Regions from separate parts of the Mus musculus genome. Here region 1 is linked to region 2. Evidence: chromatin contacts called from ENCODE Hi-C data. All regions are on one chromosome and are shown on one strand. Each heading gives the region's core, a stretch centred on a gene start or an enhancer-like site at or near the end of the contact. The rest is flanking DNA. Distances are from core to core; before and after follow the strand shown.

Region 1 (4,386 bases), core at 1,252-3,751, 520 kb before region 2:
AGCCCTCTGCGAAGAACACAGGACAGCAACTTGAGCAGCTGGGCAATGGGGGATGGGGTGTGGAGGGTGGGGGGCTGCTAGGAAGCCATGGAGCTACTGAGTTTTCTGGAGAAGGGGACAAAGAGGCTGGCAGAGTGGGCTTGCTGACGATTAAGAGTGGAGTTCTGAGGCAGGATAATCGAGGACAGAAGCGAGAGTCCTGTGTCCCAGCAGCCAGGCAGCCAGGCTGCTGACTAGGGTGCTATCAGTCGTGCATGCTACAAAGGTCTGGGGAGAGACCTTGAAGACCAACCCAAGTCCTTGGAAGCAGGCAGCTGGCGTTGCCTGATGAATGTGGCCTCGGATGGCCCCACTTCATCCTGGGGTGTACCCAGGGGGAGTGTTGAGCCCTGAAGCTGGGCCCCTGAAGGCCACTCCGGCTGCTGCAGAGCTGACCCCAGTGGCGTCACAGGGCGTGACTCAAGCCCCAGCAACAACTCCGAGTGGGACTGACGTCAGCCTGGGGGCTCCTGACGGAGGCCAGCCTTGCAGGATAGCCAGAACCCTGTCTGCTGACCCTCTAGCTAGGCCACGGGGTGCAAAGGAGACCAGCTGTCCCCTTCTGACATCTGTCCCCTGGGATCCAAGGCAAGGATTCCTCCACCTCCCACCCTTTCTAAGATGTCACGTCCCACCTCTGCCCTCTGTGGCAGACAAAGTGACTGAGCGGAGGAGAGAGTGGAAAGTCATGTGGGAGAGAGTAGCAGAGATGGTAGCAAACTTGCCAGCTTCATCAGGCTGTGTGTTTGTGTCTTCTGTCTGACCTCAGGACTTTAGAGGGAATCAGCTCTCCTTGAGTTTCAAGAGCTGTGTGTCCATTCACTGTAAAGGCCTATATGTCTGGCCAAGTGGAGTGTGAGTGGGGCTTTATTTCTGTGCATCTGTCCCTCGGTGAGAGCGTCTCCTTCCTCCCTGCAAATGTTGTGAATTTGTTTCTTTGAGAGCATGTGTCTATCTATCTATCACTCCTGGGGAAGAAGTCTAGTGACCATCTTTGAGAAAAACCCTAGGATTCAGGCCAGGGTCTATATCTCTCCTTGGGGACTGGTTCTCTGGACCAGGTTTCATGCTAAACAAGGACAATCTATCTTTATGGTATTCCAGCTCCCTGGGAAAAGATCCAGGTTTCCTACTTGGTTACCCCCAAGACTGGCCTCCTGGGGGGCCTCAGGCTGGATGAGCAGGGCCAGCCAGCACCAGGCCTGCCTGGCTTGCAGCTGGGCACCGCTCCCTGCTAACACAGCATGTACCAACGAGGACAGGCCCCCCCAACACCCTCCCCTAACTGGCTCAGCTGCCACCCCCAACCCCCACAGCCACAGAGAGCCTGATTTATAGTCATGGGTGGAGGAAGACATTGCCAGTGTCTGGGTCAGACCTTGAAGAGACCTCAAGTGGCTCCCCCCAGCCTGCCAGGTTCAGGGCCCAGCAAGACAAGAAAGGAGCCGGAGTGGTGAGGAAGATGAGCAGACAAGAGTGTAGGGGAGGCAGGCCCGTGTAAGAGGCCAAGGCCAAAGGTGATGGGGGTGTGCCTGGAATGCAGGGCCAGGCTGGAATCCAGCTGGGGAGCCTGGAATGGGCTCCTGCTCTCAGAAGCGACAGCAAAGAGGCCTTTTTTATTCTCACCTGATTCTGAAGTTTCAAATCCTGATAGCCATCAAGGCCTTCACCAGGTAGCCCCCCAAACTTGGGGCTAGCGAAAGGCATAGGAAGCATCCTGAGAGCCTGCACTTAGCACAGAGCTAGAGACAGAGCCTGGGGGTGAACACGGGTTCCTCTGAAGGGAAGAGAGTTGCTAGCTGAGCTATGGGGCCATAAGACCAAGCCTGGGCATAAGTGGAAATGAAGCAGGCAGGAGGCTTGCCTGCCGTCCTCACACTCTGAGAAAGCCCATTGGTCCTGGCCTCTCTAAAGTCAGTGGTGTGTTGGAGAGGGACTGGGGTCACTCACACGTTGAAGCTAAAGCCCTCTAGGACCCCTAGCTCAGCTCTCATGGGAGGCCATCGAGAACCACCCTCATCCAGGACAAAACCTTGATGTGCATCCTACGGCCGCTCACTGCCCAGGACCACAACACGGCCTCACAGGCCCTCACATGCGTCCATCCGCAGGATCGGGACCACTACCGGGGAACAGCATATGTAGGATAAGAGCAGATTTGTAGTCAGCTCAACTCAGCAACAGCACAGACAAGTCCCTCGTCTCCTCAAGGCATGACCTCCACCACCTCCCTCCAATGGAGACTGGGTGGGCAGGACCAGATGTGAGGCACCCTCACCCACCCAGATCTAAAGGGAAAATGAGCTGCTGCTGTTGTGCCCACCTCAGAGCCCACCCTCCCCAAGGCACAGTCACCTCAGGGCTGGGGAGGGGGACAGGGCCTCTGGGCACTGAGCCCAGCGTGGGTGGGGGGCAACTGGGAGGCAGGTTTCCTGGGTCTCCCATGAGGACAAACAGTAGGCTTTGAGGCCTTGGAAAATCCCGCCCGGGATTCCAGGCCCTGCCAGCGTCACTGCCTTTTGACTATTGTCCCCATCGGAAACGGGCCCAGCCCCCGACCAACAGGGACAGAGCCGCCATTGTGAGGCCCCAATAGGCTCAATGCCCCCTTGTTCGCCCTCTCAGCCCCTAGCAAGACTTGGAGGCCAGTTCTTCCAGTTGCTGGTGGAAAAGAAAGGGCTTGCCTGCAGGCTCCAGCCTTCGGGTGGGGCAGGGCAGGAGTCGAAGATCAGCCCCCACCCTGTGCCTCAAGTGCAAAAGAGTCCAGGAAAGGAATTGCTGTCATTGAAGAGTCTTTTATTTGCAAAGAATGGGCAGGACAGCCCAATGGTCCAGAGACTGCACACACCCAGCACAGCGGCTTAATTAATAAAGCCCTGGGGAAGTCACTTCTCTCCTCTGAAGGGGATTAACTTCTCATGAAAATAGAGTGACTCATGTTTATCTAGGTACAGGCCTACAAGCCCAGCACTCGGGAGGATGGGACAGAAAGAACTGTTGTGAGTTCAAGGGCAGCCTTGCCACACTGCAAATCTGTCTCTAAACCAACAGAAAAGCAGGTGATGGTGCCGAGTGCCTTCTGTGAAAAGGATCCAGTGGGTGAAGGACCAAATATACAGCAGCTGTCAACATGCTAGCTTAGAGTCTGGTAAGGGCTGAGGTTTCCCCTTCTCTCTCTCTCTCTCTCTCTCTCTCTCTCTCTCTCTCACACACACACACACACACACACACACACACACACACAACTTGGAGGTATGAATTCTTTTGCCTGTCCCGAGGTACAAGGAAAGCAAGAGGGAACTAGTCTGGACATTAGCTACAACCATTCTGCTCCCAGACTGTGTCAGTCATCAAAGAGATGGGGAAACTGGGTCTGGGTGAAGCACTGGGCTTCTCTAACAGGGAAGGGAAGTGGGCCGGGTGCTAGAGTTGCTGGGAAAGCTCACTTGGAATGAGGTATTGTCCCAAGATGCATTCTTGGACCATGCTAGGCAGGGTCTGCCCGAGCCCATAGACCTTTCTTAGGACTGAGGCTGAAATGCACTCCCAGATCTCAAATGAGGATGCACAGCTGGGAATCCTTAGGGAATCTTTCATGCTGAGTTAGAGCCTAGAAGCGCTTATGTCGTCTTCCTGACTGTAGAGCAGAGCCCCTTTTGGCCCACTCTGATCCAGCTCCTCTCATCCAGAGGCCACGGAGATGTTGCCTTGGGTCCTGAAGCCAAGGGTACTGAGAAATGACTGTGAAGGCCATGCCTTCAGGGCTCCTGTGAAATTCTGGAAAAGAGCTGAAGCTAAGCACCACGAAGGTGGATGGCCCCTGCCTCTTGCCAGCCTGCCACAGGCCTAAGGATGCTCTCCGTTTAGATTCATGTTTCTCGGGTCATCTTCACCCCCAGTGCTGGGTATCAAATCTGGAACTCAACCATTTAAGGCAAATATTCCTTCACTGAGGTATAGTGCCAGAACCTTGCCTCTAAGCCCCCAAGGGAGAGGCAGATAAACACAGGAGCTAGAGAGTTGGATAGGACCCTTGGGTACTGGTAATCACTTCAGAACAATCTACCTGCCAAGAATCCAAGGACTGTTGGCTGCATAGATCCTGCTCCTGGGGTTGGCAGACAGTAGGGGGACTCTAAGAATATAGATCCAACAAAACCCACATGAACATCAGCTAGTAGTTTTTAGACTCACCACACATCAAAACTCTCTCTGATACTAAAAGGCTAGGTCTATTCCTCTTTCTGTTCTTACAAATGTGCAAACCGAGAAGTGAGAAGCCTGGCCTAGTGGTAGAGTGCTTGTGGGGTGTCTGGGAGACCTCAGCATCACCCCTCCCACTCCATC
Region 2 (4,580 bases), core at 622-3,121:
AACAGGGTCTCATGATGTAGTCTATGCTGACCTCAAACACACAATCCTCCTGCCTCAGGAGGACTAGGACTACAGTGTTTTGTTTGGTTGACTTTGGGAAGCAGGGAAGGTAGAGTGTTTGTTCTGGCATGAAGACCTGAATCCAGACTCCCAGGACCCGTGTTAAAGCATACCAGCATTCGGGGCGGGTGAGAGGACCTCACCATAGGCTGATCCCAAGGGCTCATGGCCAGCTGATGTTCAGTGTAAGAACATGTATGAATAAATAAGGTGAATACCAGATATCAAACTCTGGCCAGCCACCACATGAGTGCTCGGGCACACACACACACACACACACAGGCATCCACACACAATTCTTACTTCTAGCCAGGGTATGGCTCAGTGGTAGAGCCTTTGCATAGCAAGTAGAAGGCAGTCCATCCCCAGAACCGCCAAAGGCAAAAAAACCAACCAACCAAACAAACAAAAACGCTAATTCTCCTTTTCTACCAGCTGGAAGAGGCAAGAGCATGGCCTATTTTTGCTCACTGTCTCCCAAACAAAGGTTGACTATAACATAGCATGTCATAAGATCAGATGGGGAAAGGTTTTCCAAGATCTTAGATCTATTTTTGTGACTGGCAAGCAAAGGCTACTTGCCGGGAAGAGGGGCAGGGTGTGTCATGCCCACTTCATTCACCACATGCAGGAAGTTCTCCATGCCTCCTCCCAGAACCCACTCCTGATGTCAACATGGCATTTGCTTCCAAGACCCGCCACCCTTCCTGCTTCGGTACTAGTCTCCGGCTCAGCTCCCTTCCCTCCTTCAAACCCTCTTGGCACAGCAGTAACCACACCTGATCGGGTTTCACAAGAAAGCCGGTGTGAGAATTCAAAAAGCTACTACTCACTGGATATCACACAATAAACTGTGTTTCACGGAGTCCTTAAAACAGCCTTGTGAAGTAAACCGTACACATATTTCCATTTTAATAGATGGGGAAACCGAGGTTCCAAGAGACAGGTAGCTTACTCAGATCGCGAAGCCTATGAGAAGCAGGTTGGAACCTGTACCCACTGACCCTTCACACCTAGTCCAATGCTTCCTAACATTAGCCGCCCCTGTTGTTCTAGGTAAGGCTGGTGGTGTCGGCGCTGTTGACACCTCACGGCTCCCCTGGTTCATGTGCATCCATACCCAGAACTTGTCAGCTGTCTGGGCAGCACGGAGGGATCCACAAAGCCGGCTACATTCTCAGGGCTGTTCCCAGCCTCCCGGTCTTTGCAAGGTTTCCTCTGAGTCACTGAGGAAACAGAGTCAAAACACAAAGACCCGCGCAAGGTCCCTGGATTCCCTCTCGTCCACCTACAGCATAACTAGGCAAGGCCAGAAGCCGGTGTGGGCCGCCAACCGGGACCCGCGGACAGAGGTCACTGCTCCGGGACACCGGGCAGCCGGCGACGCAGGGGATGCTGCAGTGCCGGCGGCTCCGGGCTCGGCCCAAGGTCACCCTCCCCGGCCACCCGGAGCGCCCCCTGGCGTCCCGTGCGGGCCTCCCCCCTGCCCTCGGGGACACGCCTGGAACCCCGGCTGGGGCAGGAGCGGGGCGGTGGGCAGAACACCGAGGCTGAGCCGGGGAGGAGCGGGAGGCGGGGCCCACCTGATAGCTGAGGACGCCGTCCGGCTCGTTGCTCCCGGCGGGCATGGCCGGGCGGAGCCTGGTCTCGCCGGTAGGTTCCAGGTTGAGCTGCAGCAGTCCGCGCCCTGTAGTCCAGTGTGAGACGATCGCACGCGCAGCGACCCCTACCCTGGATCCAAGGATCGGTCAACCATCAACCGGCGCCACCTTCATAGCCATCAGCCCGCGAGGCGCCCGCAGCAGCCAATCAGAGGGCGCCCCGAGCAGCCAATCAGCGCGCGGAGCACGGGAGGACGCTGTCCGGCGGTACCCTGGGCTACCAGGAAGAAGGGAGGAGGGCGCCAGAGAGCCAACCCCCTCCCCGCGCCGGTTGCCTTAGAAACCGCCTCCCCCCTTAGGGGGCCTCCGGGCTCCGAGGTCCTTCCTACTGCTTGCTAGGAACTGAAAATCCCTGCCTCTGTTTGCAGCTGCACCTGACTCTTGGGAAAGTGTCAGGTTTACCTGTTCTGATTTTATTCCTCGGAAGATGGGTTTTAAATTAATAGAAAATTTCCCTCCGAAACCAAGATGGCAGGAGGAAGTAATGAGAAGAGAGAGCCTTCTAAAATTACTTTTAACCCTTGAGTTAGTGGCCAGATTGAAGAGCGTTAGAGAGCAGCAGACAGGAAGCAGTCAAAGAGGCTGAGACTCGGGTCTCCCCAGTCTAAGACTGACAGCAGACAGTGGGGGTTGAGCTGAGGGTGATTTCAACGTGTCCAAAAGACATACTGTAAGACGAATTATTGTTCAGCAGCGGAACTAACCGATCTGAGGCGAGGTTGGAAAGTGAGGAGTAAGGCATTCGACTTGATCTGAGTTTAAAAGGAAACAGAGTAGGTTAACCATCCGTAGCTTGAGAGAAAGAAAGGGGCCTTTGTCTTCTGTCTCCTGAGAGTGGAGGTGAGTCCAAGCCATTGAGGGGAAAGGGATCGTGGCAATCAATCTCAGCCTCTGCCAAAACTGCAGAAAGGAGCATGACCCAGTACATGTCAAAGTTCAACCCTTATGGTGGTGCAGGCTCATCTAGCCCTCAGGAGGCTGAGGCAGGATAGCAGCAAGTTCAAGCCTGCCTAGACTTCCTGGTTAGACCTTATCTCACACAAAAATATTTTTTTTCAATCTCCACATATCATCAGTACACACTGTAATCAAAATAAGAAACAAGATTGGGCCTTAATGTCTCTGGAGCTGGGGAAATGGCTCGGTCTAAAAAGTTCTTACCATATAAGTGTGAGGAGCAGAGTTCAATCCGCAGCACCTAGGAAAACTGGGTCTGGAGGCAAAAGCTTGTGATCTCAGTGCTGGGGAAGGTAGAGACGGCAGAGTCCCCGGAGCTTGCCAGCCAGCCTCAGTCTCAACCAATCCATGATGAGCTGCAGACTTGGTGGGAGATTCTGTCAGAGAGTGCTGGAGAGACAGCTCAGCAGCTAAGGGAACTTGTTGCTGTTCTAGAGGACCTGGGTTGGGTTCCGGGTCCTCCATGGAGGCTCATAACCATCCAGAATGCCAGTCCCAGGGAATTTTTTCATCTCTTCTGAGCTCCTCAGGTGCAAGAAATAAATGTAGCACACAGACATAGATGCAGGCAGAACACCAATGCACATTAGAAAAAAAAAAAAATAGCCTCGCAGTGGTGGCACACACCTTTAATCCCAGCACTTGGGAGGCAGAGACAGGCGGGTTTCTGAGTTTGAGGCAGCCTGGTCTACAAAGTGAGTTCCAGGACAGCCAGGGCTACACAGAGAAACCCTGTCTTGAAACAACACAACAACAACAACAACAACAACAACAACAACAACAATAGTGGAGAGCTATTGAGGAAGGTGTCTGCCATCAAACTCTGGCCTCCACATGCATACTTATACATGAGTACACACATAAATGTGCACATGTACACACTCACACACGCATGTGCATGCATGCACATCATTTTTTAAATAAGATTTAAGTATGTGATTACACTGTCGCTGTCTTCAGACACACACCAGAAGAGGGCATCAGATCCCATTACAGGTGGTTGTGAGCCACCGTGTGGTTGCTTGGATTTGAACTCAGGACCTCTGGAAGAGCAGTCAGTGCTCATAACCCCAGAGCCATCTCTCCAGCCATCACTCACATCATTATTTTTGATCATCTATAAAAGGAACCTTGCCTGGTTATCATCTCACAACGTTTTTTCTTTCTATGCCTTTGTACTCCACATAGCTTCAGAGGTTGCTAGGCATCTAGAAGATTGCAAATATATGTATGTTTATTTCAATCTATTTATACATGTATTGAGGTTCAGCGAAATGGCTCAGCAGGTGACACCACTCATCACCAAGCTTCATTATCCGAATCTGATCCCCCAGGACCTACACGATGTAAAAAGAAACCCACTCTTGCAAGCTGACCTCAGACCTCCATGTGCACAGCACGGCTTGTGCGTGTGCGCACACACCTGCCAGGGTGAAGAGAGCAAACATCTCCAGTCTGGGGCCAAGATTTGAGAGTGGTAACATGCAGAGTAGCCACAGTCGGTCCAACACGGAAAACAGTAGTGAAAAGAGCAGTAGAAAGAAATGTTATAATTAGAAGATGTTCTGGTAAGGCTGGAGAGATGGCTCGGCGGTTAAGAGCACTGACTCCTCTTCCAGAGGTCCAGAGTTCAATTCCCAGCAGCCACATGGTGGCTCACAGCCATCTGTAATGGGATCTGATGCCCTCTTCTGGTGTGTCTGAAGACAGTGACTCTGTTCTCATATACAAAAAATAAATCTAAAGGAAAAAAAACAGTGGGGTGGGGTGGGGAAGCAACTCGGTGACAGTCATCCCAACCAGTCCTAGTGAAGGGCACAACTCTAGGTCAGCCAGGTACTCAGTACAGACTTGATGCTGAAGGGGAGCAGGAGGCACACTTGGGAAGCTGGACAGGATGCT

What was found. A loop is a pair of places that touch in the nucleus more often than their neighbours do.
Region 1: a loop to region 2 is called in a map of T-helper 2 cell, with 2.4 times the contacts of the local background. The contact joins the enhancer-like site here to the promoter of Slc4a8 in region 2. A Hi-C loop is called at or near these places in 2 of 37 maps with a recorded cell type or tissue (T-helper 17 cell and T-helper 2 cell).

The regions. Positions count from the first base shown.
Region 1 is chr15:101,275,842-101,280,227 of GRCm38, reverse strand. No RefSeq gene overlaps it. Among named protein-coding and RNA genes, the nearest start is that of Atg101, 6.3 kb to the left of the region's middle. Within about 2 kb of position 2,501, at least 2 of the 3 ENCODE cell types and tissues checked have a DNase peak (open chromatin) inside an H3K27ac peak, as active enhancers do.
Region 2 is chr15:100,759,038-100,763,617 of GRCm38, reverse strand. It overlaps Slc4a8 (solute carrier family 4 (anion exchanger), member 8), which reads right to left and starts at 1,871. Exons shown (of 25, transcript NM_021530.2): 1 at 1,644-1,871. The coding sequence starts at 1,688. Gm52175 (a long non-coding RNA gene) reads left to right here. Exons shown (of 3, transcript XR_003951485.1): 3 at 692-929.